Regions from separate parts of the Homo sapiens genome. Here all the other regions are linked to region 1. Evidence: chromatin loops called from intact Hi-C (ENCODE). Cell type or tissue: heart right ventricle. All regions are shown on one strand. Region 1 overlaps AGAP1 (ArfGAP with GTPase domain, ankyrin repeat and PH domain 1). Region 2 holds the start of GBX2 (gastrulation brain homeobox 2). Region 3 overlaps DRC11 (dynein regulatory complex subunit 11).

What was found. Hi-C counts contacts between places; a loop is a spot of excess contacts. Peaks named below come from ENCODE experiments on the same cell type or tissue, not always from the same donor. Only the 100,000 strongest peaks of a DNase experiment are listed, where the experiment ranks them.
Region 2: a loop joins it to region 1, with 4 times the contacts of the local background. A loop is called at or near these places in 50 of 110 quality-filtered maps.
Region 3: it touches region 1 in a loop (4-fold over the local background); 9 of 110 quality-filtered maps call a loop at or near these places.

Annotation. Positions count from the first base shown.
Region 1 is chr2:235,776,064-235,784,063 of GRCh38, forward strand. The region is part of intron 6 of AGAP1 (ArfGAP with GTPase domain, ankyrin repeat and PH domain 1); the gene reads left to right. LOC105373942 (a long non-coding RNA gene) reads right to left here. Exons shown (of 4, transcript XR_001739943.3): 2 at 7,251-7,427; 3 at 894-978. Among named protein-coding and RNA genes, the nearest start is that of TNRC17, 260 kb to the left of the region's middle. In heart right ventricle, a CTCF peak has its summit at 3,538 (motif pointing right); a DNase peak (open chromatin) is centred at 3,538.
Region 2 is chr2:236,164,107-236,172,106 of GRCh38, forward strand. It overlaps GBX2 (gastrulation brain homeobox 2), which reads right to left and starts at 4,280. Exons shown (of 2, transcript NM_001485.4): 1 at 3,343-4,280; 2 at 1,130-2,331. The coding sequence starts at 3,865. The coding sequence ends at 1,808. It overlaps GBX2-AS1 (GBX2 and ASB18 antisense RNA 1), which reads left to right and starts at 3,336. Exons shown (of 2, transcript NR_186035.1): 1 at 3,336-3,563. LOC124906126 (a long non-coding RNA gene) reads left to right here and starts at 4,920. Exons shown (of 2, transcript XR_007088136.1): 1 at 4,920-5,278; 2 at 5,423-5,690. RefSeq lists enhancers at 1-296, 2,459-3,411. In heart right ventricle, a CTCF peak has its summit at 3,493 (motif pointing left); no DNase peak of the experiment used is centred here; H3K4me3 peaks cover 3,916 bases; H3K27me3 peaks cover 8,000 bases.
Region 3 is chr2:236,339,110-236,347,109 of GRCh38, forward strand. It overlaps DRC11 (dynein regulatory complex subunit 11), which reads right to left. Exons shown (of 19, transcript NM_024726.5): 16 at 5,448-5,534. The region is part of intron 1 of LOC105373945 (a long non-coding RNA gene); the gene reads left to right. Among named protein-coding and RNA genes, the nearest start is that of IQCA1-AS1, 48 kb to the right of the region's middle. RefSeq lists enhancers at 2,426-3,340, 3,341-4,255. In heart right ventricle, CTCF peaks have their summits at 4,641 (motif pointing right) and 4,841; DNase peaks (open chromatin) are centred at 2,672 and 4,612; H3K27ac peaks cover 4,338 bases.

The DNA.
Region 1 (8,000 bases):
TTTGGTTTTGAATATATATTAGATGCGTGACCCTCCCTCTTAAGAACTGATTTTGCTTTGAGAAGATCTACAAGGGCCAAAAGTGGACCTGTTTCAAAATTCTGGTCACAGTGTCTAGGATGTGGTGAATTCTCCATCAGTGTGGCTTAATGAATGAGAGTGACAAGGGAGGAGGGTGGGGCTCCAAGGCCTCGCAGGGGTGGTCAGGACTGGTGTTGCCTCCTCCCTCAGCCTCTCTCCCCCTACCTACTGCCCATTCGGAAGTCCAGGCCTCCTCCTCAGTCACTGAGACTGCTTTGTCAGCCTCCTGCTTCTGTATCCAGGCAGATGACCCCACACTGAATCTTTGCTGTGCTGGCCTCTGCTCTTGCCTGTGACAGAGCTCAGATAGGATTCTTTCCTGTTCGAAAGCCTTTGATGCCTCCCTAGCACCTACCATAGTGGTTTCCAAACTTGTTTTTGGCTGTGAACCCCTCTTGTCGAGGGTCTCCTAAGTTGAAGGCCAGTGTGTAAGGCAGTGGGCAGTGCAGGGCGCCAGTATTTCCGCCCTCTGAATGTGGCACCACCTGTCCCAGTGGGCGTCACTCGCTCATGAGCAGCTATTCCCAGAGAGCCTCCTGTGTTGCAGGTGCTATGCCCTGCAGGGAGCGGAGGGCCCTCCCCCTTCCCCTTGCACACCTTGTACTCCAGGCACTGCAAGCTCGCACCCTTTCCTTAGCCTCAAAGCCTTGCTCTGAGCGAAAACCTGCCCGTCCCTCAGGCATCGGCACCAACTCGGAGCCCCTTTTCCAAAATCTCGAGGCTCTCCTAGCCCTTTCTTGGCTGCAACCTCTCTGGCTTTTCCGCCAAACTGGAATCAGCCTCGGAGCAGGAAAAGCTGGGGCCGTGCTCACCTTTGCTTCCCTTTGCTGAGTACATGGTGAGTTCCCAGCACGTTTTATCATGTGAGCGTCTGCTCTTGAGAGGCCAGGCTGGATCCTGCAGAGAAACGAGGAAGTATTAGACAGAAGTGATGCTGGGCGCGGTGGCTCATGCCTGTAATTCCAGCACTTTGAGAGGCCAAGGCGGGTGGATCACGAGGTCAGGAGATCGAGACCATCCTGGCTAACACAGTGAAACCCTGTCTCTACTAAAAATACAAAAAATTAGCCAGGCGTGCGCCTGTAATCCCAGCTACTCGGGAGTCTGAGGCAGGAGAATCACTTGAGCCTGGGAGGCGGAGGTTGCAGTGAGCCGAGATTGCGCCACTGCACTTCAGCCTGGGTGACAGAGCGAGACTCTGTCTCAAAAAAAAAGACAAAAGTGATTTCCTGAGCTGCTCCGAGCTGGAGACAGAACCAGCAGACATGGGACAGAAGAAGAATTACAGGTGTGAAGCGCCCGTGTGGGGCTGATTCCCACCTGCCTCCTCGTTATCAGCAGGCAGCCTTGCGTCTGCCTCTGGGAGCAGAAACCGTTGTTTCACCAGCAAATTACGCTGGCTGTACTCGCCATGTCCTGTTGCCATAGAGGACGAGTCACAGCTGTCTCACCTGCACCCCTCCAATCGCCTTCTCAGAATCCGACGCTGGTCCTAAGTGCCTTCAGCTGTCACCTGAGCACGTTCAAGCCTCCTGCCCAGCACCTTCCTAGAGCACCGCCATTGGCATAAGGACTAGGTAGGCAGATGTCCTGATAAAGGTGCACGCTCAAGTGTTTGAGACGTTAACGAATGATGGCTGTGATGTAATTGACTCAGTTGACACATACAGAGATAGAACAAATATGGCAAAGGACTTGTATTTATTGGATATTAGTGGGTTTATGGGGTTTATCTGTTGTATGTTACATTTTCTGTACCTTTGAAATGTTTGTAGTGGTTGGAAGGAGGGGACTTCCTTGGCCCCTCCTGGCTCTGCCCTGAGCCCGCTGCCCTCACCCTCTGCCTCAGACCTGGGCGATCTCATATCTGTGTGTTTCACCGAGGCACTCACATTTCTGGCCACTGAGACCCTTTCTCTGAGCTTGAGACTTAAATATCAGCTGTGTCCTTGACATCACACCTGGGCCCCAGCTGGGTGGCCCCTCTGTCCCTGGCTCAGGTTAGACCCCTGGGCCACTCTGACTCCCCTCCCTTCCTCCCTGTGGCTGCTTGAGCACCAGGTTGTATTGGTTCATGTACCTTGTACGACCCTTGCCATCAGAGCCCTGGCCCCAGCCACCATCGCCCCGCCTGGGTTTCCTTCTGCACTTTCCACTTTGGGTATCCACCCATTTCCCCCAGTTCTTTGACCAGTGCAGCCAGCAGGGAATTTTATTTCACGTCTAATCAGACAGCATCTCTTTAGTGTCTTTCTCAGACCACCACTGTGCTGTGGGTCCTGAGAGCCAGAAGGTTCTTCGAGGTTCTTAAGAGTCCCTGTCCTCATGCTTCCTGCTCCGTGCTCTTCCTCCTGCCCCAGGCCCCTCACTCACTCGCTCCTTATCTGTGAGCATAGAGCTCCAGCTTCTGGCTTCCCAGGGAGTGTTTCTTCCCCCTCTCCTCCCTAGTTCAGTTCTGAGGTCGGAATTCCCGGCTACCATGTGGCTCCCCTGACTGGAGACGCAGTGCCAGGGTCCTCATCTGGGAAACTGGTGATGATAGAGGTCCTGCCAGTGCTTGGAGCAGGGCCCCACACAAGGTAGGACTCAGCATGGCCTGGAGATGACGGTGGCCTCTGATGGCTGTGTTCTTGGTCTAGACTGTAAACCCCATGGGATCAGGAACAACCACATCTAGACCCTCATATTAGGGATGCCAGCCCGGGCACCACATCTTTGTCACCTGCATCTCTGTGGCCTCTCCAGCCCCGTGGCAGTCCTCACTGCAGGAGGCTGGCACCCTCTCTGTGCCTCACATGGATCAACTGACTTCCCTCACCAACCCCAAGAAGCATATCCTGTGTGTATGTTTTACAGATAAGGAAACTGAGCCACAAAAGGGCCAGGTAACTTGGTAAAGATCATGCAGGTCATAAATTGCCTCACTGAGCTGGGAACCCAGGCAGTCAGCTTCGGCGCTCCCCACCCCTGTTAGGCAACCTATGAACATTTACCAAGAACACAGACTCATCTGCAAGGAAGCCTCAGTAACTTGATGAGGAGCAGCTAGAAGACTCGAGGGAGAAAAATCCTTGTAGACACATCAGTGGATTCAGGTGACTTGTGTTATTTTTAAAATACAGCCTCGCCAAGATACAATTCACACAGTCTCCAACCTAACGATTTAGCTCTGCTTTTAAGACTGTGTTGGGTTTGACTTTTTTTGAGGGGCCTCGGCCACTCTTGGGTTGTTTGTAATCTAAAAATAATTGGGGATGAATATTGGTTACATTTCATCCCGTAGGACCTTAGTCTGTCTGGTCACCACTTACCCCTCCAGGCTCTTCGAATGCCATATTTGGCTATGTGAGAATTTGTCAGAGCTCAGCTCAGCACTCAGAACCCGCTGGCTCTCCGGGTTCTGCCCTTCAGCTCTGCGAGTCCAGAGCCCAAGCTGCTCCTTGGAAAAGCGGAGGCCACTAGATGGCAGTACCGCCCTGGCTAGAGGTGCCCTTGGGGCTGAGGCTCAGACATCCCTGCCCCTGGTTTCCTTCAGGTGAGATCATCAGTAACCTACAGGCTTTGCAGACTGAAGGTGAAAACCAGTTAATGTGCTACATCCATTTTAATTTGAAAGATACAATGAATTAAATTAGGCATAAAGTGAATGTGATAGGAAACTGGAAGCTCATGGCTGAAGCCTGGACCGCTGTCAGAACTGTGCAGCCTAAAGCCGGGACCCCTGGTAGCTGCTTTGTAAAGGGCAGCAGCAGCAAAATCCTCACCACTCGTGCTTGGAATGTACGCTGCAAAGTTTGTACTTAACAGCAAATGGCATAAATAGCCTCTATTCCATTAAAGAATTGGACTGCACAATCTCCTTAGAGAAAATTTGATGAAGCGGTTCATGCAAGACCTGGAGTGATGGTATCACCACGTTAGCCTAAAAGAGTGTTTGAAATAGGAGGTGACATTCCTGGGGGGGGCTGCCCCTCCCACCTCCACCCCTACCTCCTGTTTTCACCATTTCTTGATACAGTGGTGCCTAATTTTATTTCAAGAAGAAGATAGTTTGTTGCTTTTTTTCTTTTTTTACAGCTTTAAAAAATAAGTTGAGGAATTTAGGTTTAAGAAAATTAATAGCTACAGGTAACTGCAAAAGATATCATTGGCAGATGCAGCAAAATATATATATATGTATTTCCACAGAAAATTGGATTCTGCCCATAAAACTTAGTAATACTAATAAAGACAGGTCATTACCAGTTTTAAGCCAAGTAAGCAAACTCAAAGAGATCTTCTGTCAGTGTGATTCTTGGTGGTTTTTTATTTTTTTGGAGAAGTGTAAATCAGCTTTAGTGCAGCAAGCACACCACAGATTTGCTGAAATCATTCCTGCCCCTTCTGACGGTGGGTAGAGTTGCTCGGCCAAGTAATTTACAGTGCTGTGGCAAGGTATGTTTATATTTAAGCTGTGCAACGGTGTAGCTAATGAGAAAGATAAGAAATTTATAGTCCTTGGTGATTGATAGGATTACTGCCTAGGCATTAATTGAAATCTGAGGGATCACAGCTGTGGGTTTAAGTTGGGGGAAAAATTACTTCAAGTAAAGGAAAACTTTTAGATTTGCTTCTGAACATTTTGAAGATAGTTCTCCCGCTGACAGTCTGGTTGGTGGTAGAAACAGTTGATCCTGGCCGAGGCTGGGGTAATTATACTGAGATAATGATGGTATCTGCTGTGTAGCCTCTTCAAGGTAGGTGGTTTATAAGTGTGGGAAAAAAAATTAAATACTGTGGGGTTTTTAAATGGCTTTAAAATTTTACATGTATAAGAATAAAATTCTCTGCAGCCACTCTTTGCTAAATATTCTCTGGACAATTATTTAAGACATTTTAAAAAAAGAAACCCAAACTAATAATGACAGAGGCAAACCTGTGATATTAGTCATTGCCTTAAAATTTCCACTGATTATATTTAATCTGGGTATGTCTAAAGTAATCTTACAGACCTTTCCCTACCTGTCATTTTTTAAATGTACCATTCTTGTTGAAGCTCAGTCTTGTGAAAATGTCTAAATTTTCCCATTAAGTGCTTAAAAAGTAATAAAACTAAAGTCATTAGACTTCACTCATCAGAGCTATATTGGGAGAAATATTCTTTGGTGCAATAAATCTGTCCAGGGGTTCGACATTCATATCCCTTGGATTCATTCCCTGGAAATGGACGTTTGAAGGTAAATTGCTTAAGTAGGGCAGTTTAAATTTTTAATACAATCTTATTGTAACTGTTATCACATGATTAAAGTGCAAAGGGGCCTTAGATGTTTTGTAAGATTTATAATAAATGCTCTATGATGCCTTTTCTGTGCTGAATTATGGATGTTATGACAGTTAAATGCTTATAAAGGCCAGAAAGGCACAAATGAAGAGTTGGGTCTTTATTGGAGACTAAATCACACTTATTGAATGCAGACAGTTTTTCACTGGACACGTGTTCATTCCTAGATTCACAGTCTCGGAGGCACCTAGAAGCCTTCGTAAGCCAAACAGTATCCAGTGCCTCTCTTTTCTAATGCAGTGGGCTCTGGAAGGGTAAGGCCTGAGCCAATGGAAGCTGTTTTGAAAAATACCCAAATAGCAAATTATTGTTCCCATCACCAGTTGGCTTTTTTGGGGGGAGGAGGGACTTTTTTTTTTATGTAAATAATCTCATCAGAGGCCTGATTCTCTAATGGATGCCGCTAGTGTATACGGAGTTTCCGCATTCCTTTTGTAGAATCAAGGAAGCTTGAAGCTACGTCTTCATGCATCATGGGAGCTGTGATGCCCTTTAACTTTCTAGACCCAGTGACACAATGTGGTTCCTTTCATGTTCACTGTTTGGCCATAGTTGATTGGAATTGTTGTTTTAAGGCCTAGTTTAACTGGACAGCAGGACTAACTCTTCATTTCAGAAGGAAGGCCTGCAGCCCAGGAGATGGAGCTGGGCAGGTGCCCTCCTCACGAGAGGCTACAGGCCAGACGCAGGGCACCAAGAGCATGGCATTTGATTCAAAGCCATGGTTGAGTGGATTTTCAATCTATTTGAAGGATAACTTTGGCTACTATATAGTATTTACACTCCTGCCCATTTTTTTTTTTTGTATTTTTTCCATCAAAAGAGAAATCTGTTTTGAAAACAGAGGTAATGTCTTTACCATCTTTCTCATGTATATTATTTTTTGGAGGAAGGAAATAGCCAGTTTTCTATACTTTGACAATGTCACCATTTGCCATCTAAAATTTCACAAGCTGTAATTTGCCTTTTACTTACATATCTCATCCACAGATGTATTTGAGTGTCCACAGTGAAATGGTTGCATTACTTTCAGATTACTTCCTTTAATTCTTTAGATGGGTGCTAATGGTTTGGGTTATTAACTGGCACAGATCTGAGTTCTTTTTGTCTATGCTTGTTGTTTTTTTCCCCCTTCAAAATGAATTTGCAAAAGCATCACTAGAAAAGCTTATGTGTAAACATTTATGCTAGTAATAGATAAAAGGTGCTGTGTAGCAGTACCAGTGGGAGAACGCTGAAGCCCAGAAGGAAAGTCTACCTTCTTTGGAATAACTGAATAGGAGTCCCAGTCACCTATTCCCACTTTCTCTTTAACTATCACCCTTGGATGGTATTGAGGAAACCGTATTGCATGCCTAATTTTCACAGCGTTCAGTATTAAGGTAAACCTACTGATTGTGTTTAAGTTGAAGTATACCTTTTCCAAGTAGCTGTGTAACTGGCAGTGACAGAATAGGTGTTGTATGGGAGGCAGCATTTTCAGCTGTAAGTGCAATAAATTGTGGTTTGTTTATTTTAGTTTTTAACCTTTTAGACTACTTTGTGATCGGCAGGAGATTGTGTGTGTGTGTGTGTGTGTGTGTGTGTCTAGGTTGCAGAGTGAGGATCTGGTCAGTGATTGACACTTGTTTTCAAAGTGTTCACCATGAATTTTTTTTCTTAAATACCATTTTTCTCAGTGAGCTTTGAACCATGATGTCACCAAAGACAAAGTGTTTCTCAGGCTTTTCTTAGTGAAAGATACTTTCCTAAGGTAGTTTATAGCAAGATTTGGGGATTAAAAAAAAGAGTTGAATTTATGGCCTGAAGAGTCATTATAACCTTTTACCTATAGCTAACATTTACATACCTCAGGTCAAATAAATTTAGATGTATGCTTAATGTTCTAAAAGCTCTTTGTTCCTTGCTCATCCTTGGCCGGACCAGAGAAGTTATTGATAATCAGGTGTTGCTTTCTTTGTGGTAGGACATCACCATGTTCTCATAGAGTCCTGTTAGGAAGCAGAGGACGGACTGCTGTGTGTCACTGTGGAGAGAAAAAGACCTTGTGACGTCCCTGTCATCACAGGATTCTAGTATCTTGTTATGCCAGAGATGTGGTTTGAAAACTTGTTTTTATGGACGTACCCACAAAACATTATGCTCTGTGGAAAGAGGCACGCACAGAAAAGAATGATTCCATTTATATGAAGTTCTACAACGGGCAAACTGATTGGTGATGAAAGAAATCGGAAGAATGGTTGCCAGGAAGTGAGAAGGAGGGATTGGTTGGGGTTGGGGGTGGCCCAGAGGAACTCCTCAGGGGGATATTTTCATCGTGGCTTGGGTTACACGGCATCTGTCAACATTCATGGACCGGTACAACTAAGATGTTTTGCATTTCACAGTATGTACATTTAATCTCAAAAAAAGAACCTAATAGTTAATCACGTGCATGTTGAAATGTGTGGGAGTGAACTGATGCCTGCACCGTAGTTGAATTGCATCAGAAAATGAAATGGACGGACGGACGGACGGATGGACGGACGGATGGATGGGTGGATAGATATATAATAAAGCAAGTATGTAGCAACATGTTACAATTATAAAATGTAGCCGG
Region 2 (8,000 bases), 390 kb after region 1:
GGTCTTGGTCCCCAGGCCCCTCCGCCGTGGGGAGGTGACGGCCTGTAAGTAGTAAAAATTAAGTCAATATTAGTACTAACCCATGGCGGGCCGCGCTTCCCCTTCTTCGGCTGAGAACCTCGCCGAGGGCCGAGCGCCGCTGCATCGCAGCGGCTCACCGGCCTCCCCTCCTTCCCCCACTCGAAAGGCTGAGGCTGGCGAAGCCCCGGCTTCTCTCGCGCTTCGGGCTGCTGGCTTGGTGGCACCACGCTCACACTCGCTGGCCCGCTGAACGCCCCTGGGCCTGTCCGCCGCAGTATCTGGCGGCGCGCTTCGGGGTCCGGCAGCGAGCGGACAGGGCTCTGAGCGCAGGGCCGGGGTTGGGACAGGAGTGGGCTTGGGGACCAGGCACGCCCCACCGAGATGGGGAGGCGCGCAGCTCCCCGTCCCTTGCAGACCGACTCCCAGCTCCCCTGCGTAGCCTCTCCCGTTTTCCCCCTTTGTGGTGCGGACTACCGGGGCGTCCTTGGGGTGGGGCGGTGCCCGGGTCCCGCCCCCTCGACCCCGCCCGGAGGGGGAGGTGCCGGGGCCGGGGGCGCTCCAGCCAGCCTCCGCCTCCGACTGAGGGCTGCCGGGAAGCCGGCTGGGCTCGCTGGGTTTTTGCTCCTGTCGCCAGATAACGCCCGGAGCCTGATTTATGGACCCTCCACTCTGCCGGCAGGCGAGCACCGCTTCTTTTCGGGCCGGAGATATTTGTAAAGGAAAGACGTTTCCTCCCTGGCTGTAGTCGATTTGGAGCATCAGGAGTTTGTGCAAAGCCACCAATACCCGCACTCGCTTGCCTCCTCCGGGCACCCACCTCCTCCTCTGGCCGAAGTTTGCCGGCCTACTAGGTATCGATTAGGCTGTGCAAAAGGGGGAGATAGATTTCTAAGGTGAGAATTAGGTTTTCTTAAATTCGTAATCCTATCGGCCCTCTTGCCCTCCTATTTTAAACCTGGCAAAGTGCTGGGTGGCTCAAGTCCAGGATGCCTAAGGAGACCTGTTTCAGGGGACGTTTCTCCAGTACTGGTCCCAGACCAGTTGCCCGGCCACACCCTGGCAGTGCCCGGGACGGTCAAATTCTGGACACACTTATGAGGCCCAGGGATTGGTCTTTTTCCCCCCCTCTCTCCTTTTTATTATTCACAAGACTGAAATTGTTTAAATGTCATAACTTATAAGAAAATAAGCTACATTGAAATAAATTAACACAACGGAGACGTGCTTCACATGGCTCAGATAGGATAGGCAACCCCAGGGGAAACCAAAGCCAGGCAAAAGCAAAGCAAAGCAAAGCGAATTTCCAGGCTGCCTAACAATGTCTGCTTTTCAGTCAACTCAAAAAGCCAGAACGCAAACCAAAATCAGTTTAAACCCCAGTGCTTGTTCTTGGGTTTCACGTTTACCTTTGGAAAAGTATGGAAAGGTGGCTGCTAACCGCGCAGATTACAGCAGAGGTTTTGTTTTCTTCTGGAATGAGTGGAGAAATTACTGGGTAATTAAGTCCTATAACTTTCAAAATACTGCAGCTGAGATCCAGTCTATAGAGATATTTATGTACAAAGTAGGATAGTATAATAAATATTTAGCGTGTCTTCTGGTGTGGCTGTAAGCCCCTTCAAAAGCAGTCTTTTAAGCCCATTTAGTGAATATATTCTCAATTTGCTTGGGATGGCCACAGCTGGGCTGTGACTTTGTTGCTTCAAACACAGTGGAGTCCACCATGGGTTCCCTCGGGTGCGGGGGCTTCTCCAGGTGGGTGCCAGGCCCTGGCCCTTCTGGACCCTCAGGGCCGGGCCTGTTCTAGCTGCTGATGCTGACTTCTGATAGCGAACCTGCTGACGTGGACAGGGATGGGGACGACGATCTTAGGGTTCCGGGAGGGCTCCCCTGTCTTGGAATTGGCATTGCCTGCCTTCACCCGTTTCCACTTGGCCCGTCGGTTCTGGAACCAGATTTTCACCTGCACCTCGCTGAGTTTGAGGGCGTGGGCGATCTGCGAGCGCTCGGTCAAGGAGAGGTACTTTTTGCAGTGGAACTCCTTCTCTAGCTCCAGCAGCTGCTCGCTGGTGAAGGCAGTCCGCCGCCGCCGGTTCTTGCCCGTAGACGTGGTGCTGCCCGCGGCGCCGCTGCTCGGCGGGGTCTCCTCCAGCGCGTGGCCCGGGTCTTCCTCCTTGTGAGCTGCCTGGCCAGTCAGATTGTCATCCGAGCTGTAGTCCACATCGCTCTCCAGCGAGAAGCTCTCCTCCTTGCCCTTCGGGTCGTCTTCCACCTTTGACTCGTCTTTCCCTTGCCCTCGGACAGCCCCGACTGAAAGCAAAACCAAACGGCATTTTATTACATTTCGCACACTGGCCTTCCTTTCTCCTTCCCACCGTCATTTGGACATTCCGCGCCCCCCGCCCCCCACCCTTTAGCGGATTGTCTTTCTATGACATTAACACATTGTGATTTCCTGGCCTTTGAGGGGTAGAGGAGGGGTGGGGGGAGCGTGAGAAAGCTCAAAGGAGAGGAGGCAGTACAGGCGACGGCCCTTTGCCCAGAACCATCACTCAAAGGGCCGCCATGCCTCCCCCGCACCCTCCCAGCCTCGGCAGCGTCAGGAGAAGTAGCAGGAGGCGCGAGGCCCAAGAGATTGCCCGCTTTGTCCCTGGGGTGGGGACTGGTTGAGGACTGATGGGGGGATTCACGATTCATCCTCCCCCCACCGCCACCATGAAAATGTAGTGAACCTCAATTGCTTCCTAACCGGAGTGGAGGCGTAGGGACGTGCAGATCCCAGACCATCTTTTTTGAGACAGACAACGTTGGTCAAAGGGATGTTTTGTGGCCTTATAAGTTCCCACCAGACACCCCCAACACAAACACACAGGCACAGCCTCCCAGCAGTCCGTTTCTCCCAGACAAGTAGCAAGACCAGCGAAGGGGTTTAAAAAGTCTGGGCGCCCCTGGGCACACGCACGGCTGAGACGCGCAGCCCAACCCGTCTCCCCTAGAGGCTGCAACCTACCCGGAACCCCAGGTCACCGCGGAGCGGCAGAGGCGGCCTCGGCCAAACGCATCGTCAGATAGATATGTGGCCCAGGGCAGCAGCTGGTCGCCGGGCGCTAAACGCCCCCCCTCCCGAGACCCCGCTTGTTGGGTGGCTCTGAATGTCCCCCGGAGGCCCAGCGGCACAGCCGGGCCTCATCCTCCAGCTCCTCCCGCGGGGGTCGAGCGGGGGCGCGGCCTCGCCCCCTTGGTCTCCCGCGGGAACCCGGCGCTGGCCCGCCCCCGCCTCCTCCCGCCCCCTCGTCCCGGCTGCGCGCGCCGCCGACTCACCGAGCGAAGCCTGCACCGTCTCGGCCGCGGAGAAGGCGAGCAGCGAGCCCTCTTTGGCCAGGAAGCCTTTGCCGTCCTCCGCGTCAGCCTGCAGCGCCTCCGCCTTGTCGAAGTTACCGCCGCCGGGCAGCGGCTGCGGCGCGAACTTGCGGGCCGCTGCCGCCTCCTGGTGCTGGGGCGACGCGGAGAAGCCGCCGGGGAGCGTGGCCATGAGCGTAGAGGTGAGCGCCATGCCCTGCGCCAGGCTGGAGCAGAAGCCTGTGGGCAGGCTGGGGATCTGGTGGTGAGGGTGTGCGGGCGGCAGCGCTGGCTGCAGCGCGGCCTGGGGCAGCGCGGGCGGCGGCGGCGGCGGCGGCGGCAGCACTACCGGCCGGTAGGGCATGAACATGGGGTAGCCGGTGTAGACGAAATGGCCGGGGCTGGGCTGCGGCGGGCTGCCGATCAGCGAGTCTATGCTGAAGGCGGTGCTACTCCCCAGCGGGCGCTGCATCATCATCAGCGACGGCGGGAACGCTGCGCTCATAGACGCGCTCGGTAGAGGCCAGCGAGAGGCGAAAAGTCCCCGCGCCGCGCCGCCGCCGGGAAGCCCGCCGGACGCCGGGAGCACCGCCGGGAGCGCCGGGCAGGGGCCGAGCGGGACCCGGAGAGCAGACGCCTCCGCCCCTCAGTCCTGGGCCCGCTGCATGCCGGGCGGGTGCAGGGGGTGTGCGGGGTGAGGCCGTGCGCCCCGGAGTGGAGAGGGCGCCCGGGCCCCGAGGGCTCGCCGGAGCCCCCGTCCGCCGCTTGCCCGTCGGAGCCCGCGCGCTTCGCGGGTTTGGCCCTCGGCCCCGGTAAGCTGCCGTCCGTCCGTCCGTCCCGCCGTCCGTCGCCTCCCGCGGGCCGCTGGGGAGCGCGCGAAGCCGGCGTACTTATCTCCGGCGGGCGCAGCCAGCACCTTTAAATCGCGCTCCTCTTTCTCATTCACATTTTGCCTGCCGCCTGGCCCGGCTCGCCTCACGTGGGGCTGGGCGCCTCTGGCCATTGGCTGAGCGGGGCGGGGGTGGGGCGAAAGCGGGGCCCCGCCCTTTCCACCCAAGCTGGCCTCGAGCGGGCTGCGGGCGCCACCGTCGGAGCGCGCGGGCCGGGGAGCCGGAGCCTGCATGCCTAGCCCGTGCCGCGCAAACTTGAGACGGGCGGATGGCACCTCCAAGGCTCGGACCTTGGGGCCCTGCAGCCTTGTCGAGGCCACCTCGAAGGGTAGCCTCCGGGGCCCGCACCCCCACGGCTGGGCCGGGGGCGCTTTATTTCTTTTACTGTATTTGCCATGGAACCAACCTGCCTGCGGCTCACTCCAGCGCTGGGTGCTCCGGCTGCGCCTGGGGTCCGGGCGAGGGTCCTGGAGTTGGGGGCAGGGTCCTGCCCCTCCGGAGCCACCCCCGGGGCGAAGGCTGGGAGCTGGCAGCGCCTGCCCGCCGCCAGAAACCCGCCGGGTTGCTCGCTGTAGGTCCGCGCACCGGGTGGGGCGGGGAGGCTGCTGCTTCCCCCATCCCGGGCTGGGCCCTCCCGTGAGCGATCCCGTCTCTCATTTTTCATGACATTCTTAATCATCGCACCTATTTACACACTTTGCCAGCGCGCACCAAAATAACAACCACGATAATTATGATAATAAAGAGAGTCCTTTATCTGCTCCATCCTCGGGGAGGAAGGGGGGAGTTGCTGTGCCTCCAGATTGTATAACGTGAGATTATCCTGATGAAAGCTTTATGATGTTTGCTCAAATAAAAGCTGCGTTTTGTAAATAGGCGCTAATTAAGCACGTTGCGAACGCAAGGAGTGCTCACCCTGGCGCCGCCGCCCGGTTTCCAGCGCGAGGACTCGAGGGCGCGCGGTTCCTCTTTGCTAACTGCAGGATGGAGCCGATCCCCTCAGGATGTTTCCCCTGTTCTCGACAACGGTAAAGACCCCCAAATTTGAAAGTAAGGGAATTTTGGGGTGGAGGGAAACTAGGGACGTACTTATCCCCTCTTCCATTTTCAAACAAAAAACTTTCAGCTCTTGTCTTCCCTTTAAAAATGGAATCACTTCTTGACAACGGCAGACCGTGCAGAGCGCACCAGCGCGAGCGGGGCTTCCTCGAGTCTCCAAGGCCCGGGCTTCAACTTCCCGGGTCTAGACGTCAGCCCTGAACCGCCAACAGCACCGGGTTGGGGAGAAGGAAAGAAGGGCATTGTTAGTTCGGTCATTAAAAATCAGCTCACGCCGAGGAGCTAGTGGTTGGGGAGTTGGCCCGTGTTGGACGTGTGTTATGTATCACTTACAAGCACATTTAATTGGGAGATAAAGATAAATCGATCTTTATGAATTTATCGACCCGATTCTTTGAAGCTCTTTTTTCGCGTTCTTCCTCTTTCTCTCGCTCTAGCCCCAAGGCCCCCCGGGGGACGTCTTAATCCCAGATCAGCTCCTCTGCCAGGAGTCCCGCCGGAGACCCACTGCCCACCCAGCAGACCTGGAGGAAAGAGGGGAGGGTGTGTCCTTGGCGCCCCGGGACGCTGGGAAAACTCGCTGGTCCGCCGCCAGCCCTCTCCTCCTCCTCGCCTCCTCCCTCCCTACCACCACCCGGACAAAGACGTCTCGATCGCGTTTCCCCACTCCAGGCCGCAGTAATAGATCGCTCCGGCAGCAGGCGGTTTGAAAGGAATTCATTAGGACGCTGCCTGGATTGCCTCCCCTGACTTCACGCCCAGACCCCGAGGTGGCTTAGGCAGTGTGAGGGGAAATGAATTCCCTTTGGGATCCATGGAGAAGGAGGTGTCTGTGGGATCTCCAGGCTCTATCCCTCCTTCTTCACTCCCAGAAAAGAAGAAAAAGAAAAAAAAAATCGAAGCCCAGGGCAAAAGGCTGATATCTTTATGAGCATAATAAATACTCCCCCTCATTATGAGATAGTTACAGTGACACAGCCTTGGGTGCCATTACCCTGTTTTTTGAATACTAAGAAACGCTCCATTCCTTCCTTGATTTACGTGGCTACAGCCGGGGCCCTTCCGGCTTGCCACTGACATGCCGGGGGAAGCTGTTATTCATTTTACCTAGGCAGGTTTGCCATGCACTTTGCTATTTCGCCGCAAAAATATTGTTCTAGGGACTTTTGTCGCCTGATTACCCTCTGAGAGGCAGGGATTCCTTTGATTATTTTGGTGATTATTCTACATTTAAAGTTCAGCAAGAAGATTTAGGTCCGTCGAATTATAGCTGCACTTGAAATAATTTGATGGCATGTTATTTGCATCCATAAATTGCCATAGCAAGTATTGACTGCAGGGGTTATAATACTAATCTTTTATTAGTGAGTTCAGATAATTCCCATCAATATGAATTTTATTTACTAGTGCCTTTTTCGCAAATGCAATGCAGTAATACTTTCTCATCTAATGCTTAGCTGCTTAGAAAACGACTGTTCGTGTCATAAAAGGATCCTTGTGTTTCGGCGTGATTAACAAGATGCATTCGGGGCACCTCAGCTACCTGCAAAGCGTTCAGAGCGTGGGGACTGCGGATAATAAAAGCCTTTAGAGTTTTTCCTCGGCTCCTCGGATAGATTTATGGACAGGAGCGATAGATGCATGGCTTATCCATCCTCCGGATTCCTACCTGCTTAGCTCGTAACAGCCTCAAACTGCAGAGTCCTCCGTGACTCAGCTCGGCCCAGTCTACGCGGGAAAATCACCGGGCACAGATGTTTGCAACTTGGTCCCCTCCCCCCTCCAATTAGGAAAAATGAAGGGCGCACCCGAAGGGAGAGCTGGGTCCTCCAACTCCAGTTAACTTCGTGAACTTCCCTCCCCTCTTCCCCCCTAGATGAAGATAGCTCAGCCCCTGGGCACTTCACTCGACAGGTGCTAGGCTAGTGTCAGGTTCAGATGATGCCACTTAAAACCTCAGACATTCCGAAAAAGTGATGGTAATTAAGTTGGCCCCTCGCTTCGGGGTTGTCCCAGGCTGCGCTTGCATGCAGATGTATGAAGGTTGAGGGTGAAATAGAAAACGCACAAGTAAATGAATATTCATGCAGCAAACTTGTGCTGGCCTGCCCAGCCCAGCCCAGCCCAATCCGGAGGAGGAAGCACCGCGAATGGCGCGCTTCGCTGCCGCCGCCAGAGTCGAGGTAACGGGTGGTCGTGGAGAGGGTACGGTGTGGCCACCCGTGGTCTCGGAGGACGCGGGGAATCCTGCGGGCCTCGAGGGTCTGGCGCTCCCGCCAGTCGCCCAGTCCTAGGCGACAGGCTGGTTTCTCGGGCAACCGAGTTGTTTTTATTTACAGGGATTTTGAGAAGCCCGATCGTTTGGTCATTGCCGCAGCTCTTGCTCCTGGCAATAGTTGGGAAATAACTTGGGATGGGTTTTATTTATGGAAGGGCAATTGGGATTCACACCCAGCTAACCCTGAACAGTCCCTCCCGAGCCCAGGACGCACTTACAAAGGGGCGCTTGTGTAAAATTCCCCATCAGACACACTAATTTGCAAGTAGCAGAAAGCATTGAAGCCTCATCTTTTTAAACATTTTATTCAGCTTTTTTTTTTTTTTAATCTGAAAGCCCAAAATAGACTCCATGTGGTTCTAAGTGAAGTCAGCCCTTGGCTGGCTTTGAAATAGCTCCTGCAATTATGTAAA
Region 3 (8,000 bases), 560 kb after region 1:
ACTTCCCAAGCACAGTCGAGGCCATTTTTGCTCCCATTTGGCTGACGGCTAATGATGTTCCTGCGTCTTTTCATGTGCTTATTGGTCATTTGTGTATCTTATTTGGAAAAATGTGTATTTAGATTGTTGGCCCACTTTAAAAGTTGGGTTATTTGTCTTTTTATTATTGAGTTGTAAGGGTTCTTTGTAGGTTCTATTAATAGATAGAAGTCCCTCAATATTACATGGTTTGCAAACATTTTCTTCTGTTCTGTGGGTTGTCTTTTCACTTTCTTGAGGATGTCCTTTGCAGCAAAAAAGTTTTTAATTTTGATGAGTTGCAATTTTCTTTTTGTGGCCTGTACTTTTGGTGTCATATCTAAGGAACAACTGCCTAATCTAAGGTCACAAAATTTATGCCTATATTTTCTTGTAAGAGTGTTCTAGTTTTAGCCCTTATTTTTAGGTCTTTGATACATTATCAGTTGATTTTTGTATATGGCGTGAGGTAAGGGTCCAACTCTTTCTTTTGCAGGCAGCAATTCAACAGTCCCAGCATTACTTGTTGAAAAGATTATTCTTTCTGAATTGAATTGTCTTTGCACCTTTGTCAAAACGAACTGTAATGTAAGGCTTTATTACTGGATTCCTGATTCTGATCCATTGATCTATGTCTCTTCTTAGGCAAGTCCACACTGTCTTGATTGTTGTAGCTTTGTGGTAAGTTGGAAAATGAAATTGGGACATGTGAGTCCCCCAACTTTATTTTTCTTTTGAAGAATGTTTTGGCTGGATCTCCTGAATTTCTGGATGAATTTTAGGATCAGTTACCAATTTCTGCAAATAAGCTGGCTGAGATTTCATGGGAATTGCATTGAATATGTAGGCCAATTTGGGAATTATTACCATCTTAACAAGATTAAGTCTTTCAACCAATGAATACAAATGTCTTTCCATTTATTTAGGCTTCCTTTAAATTTTTCAGCGTTTTTGTAGTTTTCAGAAAAGTCTTGCACTTCTTGTGTCAAAGAACTTTGTGAGAACAATTTCTTTTATTTTTGAGACAGAGTCTCACTGTGTCATCCAGGCTGCAGTGCAGTTGCACAATCTCTGCTCATTGCAATCACCACCTCCTGGGTTCAAGTGATTCTTGTGCCTCCTGAGTAGCTGGGATTACAGGTGTGCACCACCATGCCCGGCTAATTTTTGTATTTTTAATACAGACAAGGTTTGCCATGTTGGCCATGCTAGTCTCGAACTTCTGACCTTAAGTGATCTGCCCGCTTCGGCCTCCCAAAGTGCTGGGATTACAAGTGTGAGCCACCGTGCCTGGCCCTAAGAACTTTGTGAGAACAATTTCTATAGAGTGGTGGGGGTAGCAAGCCGATGGTGGTGGGTTGAGGGGTGAGTAGGGTGGTGAGAAGAGACTTGCCTTAAAGAACAAAGCAGGTGGTGGGAGTGACTGGGCATTTGGGGTGCACATGTGAGCTGCCCAAAGAACAGTGGAAGTAGGACTGATCTGACAGTCCTGGTGAGGCTGGAGACTGAGAATCCATGGGGGTAGAGACACACCTGCATGGTCTGAGCCCACCCTCAGCAACCCAGTTGCCATGGTGATGGCAGTGTGATCCCTGCCCTTTCTGAGGCAGGAGATGACACTGTTACCTTTCTGTCCTGAAATGGCAGGGACATTTGAAATGAATCAGCCTATCTGGATGACAAACGTTGATTCTGGGCAATGTCCAGAGTGACATCCTTGCTGATGGTGAGGTGCAGTCCCATGAACAGGGGACAGAAATTGGTGTGTCATTCAACTGGTAGTTCCCCTACACTCAGACCACCCCCATTCCAGTGCAGAGCCGTCTGTTATGCACGAGACCTGTGCACTCATCCATCATGCCAGCAAACCACCCCATGATCACCTGGCCACCTCCAAAACCGCCGCCCCTACCGCGGGGCCTGCCAGCCCCTCACAACTGTATTACTTTGGGCAATTTCAAATTAGTGGCTAGCATCCACGCAGCAATTTCAATTTGCTATTCTGCAGTTAGCTCCACAATACAACCGCCACAGCCAGCCCCAAGAAAGCAGCGATTCCTTGGCAGAGGCACTATCGTGATGTCAGGGAGGCGCTTGCTAGATGAAGTAACAAAGGGTAATGGGGCAGAAAATGCAGGAGCAGCCCGTGCGCCTCATTCTTTACCGCCTTCACCTCAGATACAAACAACTGACTGAGCGCACTCGAGGCGCAGGTGGGAGGAGACGCTACTCTCCTAGGAGGAGGAGAAAGGAGCGGGCCTGGTCCAGGCGTCTGCAGGGGGCAGGGGTGTGTTTGTAAAAGTGGCAGGGGTTGGAGTGGAGGTACTTGGAGTTTGGACTTTGCTGAAATTCTAGAGGTGTGAGGGGTTCTTTCAAAGATTGCTGAGGACAGTGTGAGGGGAACAGGAGTGTGTGCAGGAGGACAGAGAATTCCGGAGTAGGGCCCATTTGGTTCTAAGACAAGAGGGCCCCAAAGGCAGGTTTTGGGATGATGTTTGGAGTGGCCCCAGGGCTCAGAGGGCCGCAGGGATGCGGTGTGGTTTAGGTGCACCAGGAGGGCTGACCCAATGGGCAGAAGGCGAAGCTGGTGGTTTCCCCCCCATGTCTTCCAGCCTGTGCTGTGTGTGGTGGGGAGAAGGCCCCATTCTGGCAACCTTGTTTCTGAATCCCAGCATGACCCGAGAGCAGCTGTGCGCCTTCTGGGAGCCTTTGTTCTCTTTTGTGTCACAGGGAAAACAATGCCTTCCTCTCAGGGTTGCCGGGAGTTTCCCTGACATATGTATTGTGCTTGGGAAAGAGGAGGTATTCAACTGATGTCCCCCACCGCCACCGGGGTCCTCCTTTTCCTGTCCGCAACAGTGTCCCTGCGCCCGGGAAGTTTGGCTTCCATGCTCGGGTGGCGTCACTGATCTTCGCCATGCCCCAATCCCCGGGTGAGCTTCCTGCCTCTTATTGCGGGAGGGGCCTCACCCAAAGGCAGAGGGGCCGGAGGGTGCATTCAGTCACTGGATTTTCAAGGGGATTTCCCGGAGTCCCTCAACCCCAGGGCAAGGTCGGCCCTGCTGCCTGTATGGCACCCGTAGCTGGTGGAGTGCCAGCCTCCTGGATGTTCTTCTCTGTGCCTCTGTGCCCTTGGGATCAGGGCAGCCTTTGGGACAGAGGCCGGGGCAGGTGGGAGGAAGGACTAGGCTCCCTAGGTGGCTGAGTGATGCAATGAGGAGCAGGTTACGATGCCTCCTGGGCTCCTCTCACCTGTGGATGCCTCTGCTGCCCTTGGCTTTTGGTCACCTTCAGAATGTGGACGTCCAATGCTCATGGCCACCTGGGGCCCTGGTGGCAGAGGATCTTGGGTGAGACACAGAGTCTCAGAGGCTGGGAAGGACAGCAGGACTGGCCCAGTCATGGCTCTGGAGACGCAGGAAGGCAGCAGGAACTCTGCAGCCCTGCTCCCTGAGGGGCAGGCCCCGCAATGCCATCACTGCACGGTGCAGGCCGAGTGGAGCTGGAGTTCCGTGTAGAGCTGGGCATGCACACGCAATGGTTTCCTCCCCCGCTCCTCTCCTGCTGCAGCATTGGAGCTGGGGGTGGAAATACTGGGGGTGGGAGGTGGAGGATGGCATTCATGCCTCTTGCAGCTCTGAGTCTGGGGTGGCTCAGGTCCCCTCGCCGGCCTTGCAGATGCTCAGGAAGCCAGGGTGCCCTTTGGCTTGCAGTCCCCTAGGACTTATCCCAGGGTGTGACTCCTGGTCCTCAGTGCAGTTGACCTCCCCAACACACGACGGACTCCTCTAATGGGAAGTGAACAGAGAAAACGTCCAGTTCATCCACAGCAAAGACCATGCCTCCAGTGGCCTTCATTTCCTACAGGGACAAAGCTAGGCATGGGCAGGGTTTGCGGGAATCGGGGATGGTGCTGAGAGGTTCGCTCTGTGTCAGGAGCACAAGGGCTGATTCAAGGCAGGGTTCCGCAGGCTCGGCTGCTTCTTCACGGCTTTCAGCTCCCTCCTCAGCGCGCCTCCTTCCCCTCACATCCACTCCCTTTATGCGAGGGTGTCTACAGGGTATATTTCATTCCCTGCCTCCAGCTTTCTCTCAGAGGCCCCCTCTCAGCGCTCCTTCCCCAGTGCTCCTCTGGCTCTCTCAGGAGGAACATTCCCGTTCCCCTTGCTCTCCCAGACTCAGATGTGCAGTGAGCAGGCAGCCGCAAGCACTGATGGCAAGCCCAGGGCACTGTGGGAGAATGCAGGGGGCTGCATGAACTCAGAGGCCGTGCGGGCTGAAATGCTTTCATTTAATAGTAAAGGAAGCGGAGGCTCAGAGAGGTTAAGTTACTTGTTTAAGGACACACAGCCAGCTGTGTGAATGCTGTTCACTGCTGGCCTGAGTTCCAGGCCAGTGTCTTCCACTCCCCAGGCTTATGTCTGGTGGGAGAGGGAGTAGCCCCTGCCCATGAATGAGCCAGGTTTCTGATAACTCCAGGTGTGTGACACGTGAGACGAAACACTGCCCTGCATTTCTCTTAGACGTGGGACCTGGTGGAGAACCCGGTCATTCCTGCCATCCATTTTGCATACCTACTTGTGGACCTTTTCAAGTTTTTCTGCAATGCAGCAACTTCGCCAGCAGAGGGAGTGAACTACAAGAGTCCCAGATTAAATAATAAATGAGTTCTCTGAAGACTTTCTGAAATGACAGGGCAATCAAGGCTCATTTGGGGAAGAAAAGATTGAGCTTCCACTCTTTATCCAAATCATCTCTACCTGCGAAAAGTGATGTATAATACATAAGGATCAAAAGTGATTAAAATCCTTATGAATTTAATCAGAAATTCACAGTTAACCACTATTTGCTTTGGTGCAAATTGATGTGGAATAACAATCTCGTGTATCTGCACATTTTTTTTAACTTGTGGGAAATTTGCTGGTGATTTGTGGGGGGAAGTGGTGGAGGAGGGGGACCATTGAAAGGAGAGAAAAGAAGGAAGGAAGCAATTGAAAAAGGACTCCCTGGAGGCCCGAATGTGGTGCACTTAGCAGTTCTGCTGAGGGTCTTTGTTCATCAATTGTGGGCCTTTTGCTATTTATTATGATGAACAATAGGAAATCCTAATAATAACTCCTATGTGTGCCATTTGCTTTAACTGAGCAGAGTTCTCTAAATTGTTTCTTACCTCTGAATCGTATGTTTGGGTGGAAAATCCCTCTCCCCTTTCTTCCACACTTTCTTTCCTTCTAAACTATGTCTCATAAAGTCAGACCACAGAACCCTTTCAAATACAGTTAGGGCAGACAGAGACCACTACAGAGAGCCCCAGTGTTTCCTTCCTCGCTTGAAAAGGCAAGACCTTCTCAAAAAGTAGAGGTAGGCCTTGGTAAGGGCCTCCTTTGGAGGAAAGAAAAGGCAAAAGTAAGGCATGAGAAAGTCCTCACCATCTTTTCTGCGTTGGGAACTTTTTTGTAGAAGGTTTTTTCTGTGTCTTCAATCCACACCACGGAGGGCTGGAGCTGTCGAGCCACCTGCAGAGGAAAAGGCAGGGCCCTGGTTGTAAATGCACTTCCCTCTCAGGTGTGCAGAGCCCTGGTTGTAAATGCGCTTCCTTCTGGGGTGTGCAGAGCCCTGGTTGTAACTGTGCTTCCCTCTGGGGTGTGCAGAGCCCTGGCTGTGAACGTGCTTCCCTCTGGGGTGTGCAGAGCCCTGGTTGTAAATGCGCTTCCCTCTCAGGTGTGCAGAGCCCTGGTTATAAACGTGCTTCCCTCTGGGGTGTGCAGAGCCCTGGTTGTAAACGTGCTTCTCTCTGGGGTGTGCAGAGCCCTGGTTGTAAATGTGCTTCCCTCTGGGGTGTGCAGAGCCCTGGTTGTAAATGCGCTTCCCTCTGGGGTGTGCAGAGCCCTGGTTGTAAATGTGCTTCCCTCTGGGGTGTGCAGAGCCCTGGCTGTGAACGTGCTTCCCTCTGGGGTGTGCAGAGCCCTGGTTGTAAACGTGCTTCCCTCTGGGGTGTGCAGAGCCCTGGTTGTAAATGCGCTTCCCTCTGGGGTGTGCAGAGCCCTGGCTGTAAACGCGCTTCCCTCTCAGGTGTGCACCTGCTCTCCCCGTGCGGCTCATCAGCTCTGCTGCACAGGCACAGAAATGTGTTCTGCAGCTACAACCTGCCCCACCACGTCCCTTCCTTCACAGCAGGACAAGTCCCCACCCCCCCCAACCGCTCCTCTGTCAGTCCTGTTCTGACAGGCAGGACAAGCTTGAGGACAAACATTCTGCTCTAGGACCTCAACATCCTCTCAGTTTGGCTTGAAAGAAACCCACAGTTTTCTGCTGAAAATGAATGGAGAACTGGGCCACGAGTTTTAATTACCGCCTCTGGCCGTTCCCGGGTTTATTCAAGTTTGCTTACCATGAGAAAAACCGTTTCAGCACTCGGGCCCCCACGAGGCTATTTGTTCATCTCTGTTTGGCTGTGCCTTTGTGGCCTAGGCTCCCCCTGAAAGGTGGCTCCGAGCCCCTCTGGACAAGCAGGGCCTCGCGACAGAGCTGGGATGGGACTTACCCTGGGCCCATGAATAATTGCTGTACACCTAACAATCTCTTCAAAGCACCCCTGTGATAGCGAAGTTCAGGTATTTTTGCAACAATTTGTGCTTTGTGCGAAATTGTGACAGATAAAAGCCATGGTGAATACAGCGTTATGTACTCCTATTTTTATATTTCTTAAAACATCATTAAGGCAGCAGGCATGATTTTAAACCAAGACAGTCATTCAGTGAGTGATGGAAAAATCGCTAGGGACACTCTACTGTGTCTGCCTCCCTGTCATTATGTACGAAGTGGCAAGTCAGGGCTATAAAGCAGATTATGCGCCTTCAAAGGCAGAAGTGGGCACTGATTGAACTGGATCCTTGCGCTGGCCCAACGCCTGGGCCGGCTGCATTCCCAGGCCCCAACACACACGGACATTCAGAGAGAAAAGAGTGCCAGCCAAGCACCATTTGATAGGTATTTTGCAGACCCAGAGTCACAGAATTTAGGAACTCAGAATCCCAAATTTTAATCGTGATCCCTGAGCCAGTGTGGTGTGATAACTGCAGTGAATGAGTTGGCAGACATGTGCCAGGCATCAGCCACCTATGTTGTGCCCAGCATCACACATGGTCAGAGCCAGCACACACCTGGCGCTGCCTCCTCCTGGAGGCCTTAGCACATGTGGAATAAACTGCTCATCTCATCTGAACCCTATGAAGCAGATAACAATGAACCATTGTTATCATCCCTGTTTGCAGACAAGGAAACTGAGGCTTGCAGACATTAATTGATGGCCCTGGTCATACAGGTCCAGTGTGGCAGAAGCAGGACTGGAGGCCAGGCTGGGGGCTACAATCTGTGCTGGCAGCTGAGGCAGCCTATGCGGGTTCCCTCATCTACTCTCACCACGAGCGTGAGGGGCCAGCCCTAGGACCTCTGCTTCGGAGCTGAGAACTGAGACGAGTAGGTGGTTATGTTACAGTGGGGAGCTAGTCGGGCATGAGCAGGGCAGGAGAAGGCTCCTTCCAATACATACACACACCAAGAATGTCAGGTGACCATCCCATGATGGGCAGGTGGTTGTTTTCTGTATTTCTATAATAATCATTGGTCACAGCCAGCACTAGCGAAAGGCAGTCTCCCAATAAACAGAAACACCGGAAGTGGGTGATCAGCAGCTTCCCAATAAGATCTCAGGGGTTGGGCGAGTGGGTTCAACCATGTGCATTAAGAGGCAAAACGGTGGAATTTAACTGGCCTATGACCTTCTAGGGACATTCGACTGGTAAGGGAGGAGCATCTCAAGTGAGCATGCGCACAACTCCAGTGAACACACTGTGCATGCATGCTCCCTCCCAAGTGCTGGCAGGCCACTGTGCATGCGGACAGCCCACCCCAAGGGAAGAATCAGGAGAGAAGGGACGCAAGACCCCAGAAGCATGCTAACATAGAAAACCCAGGCTGGA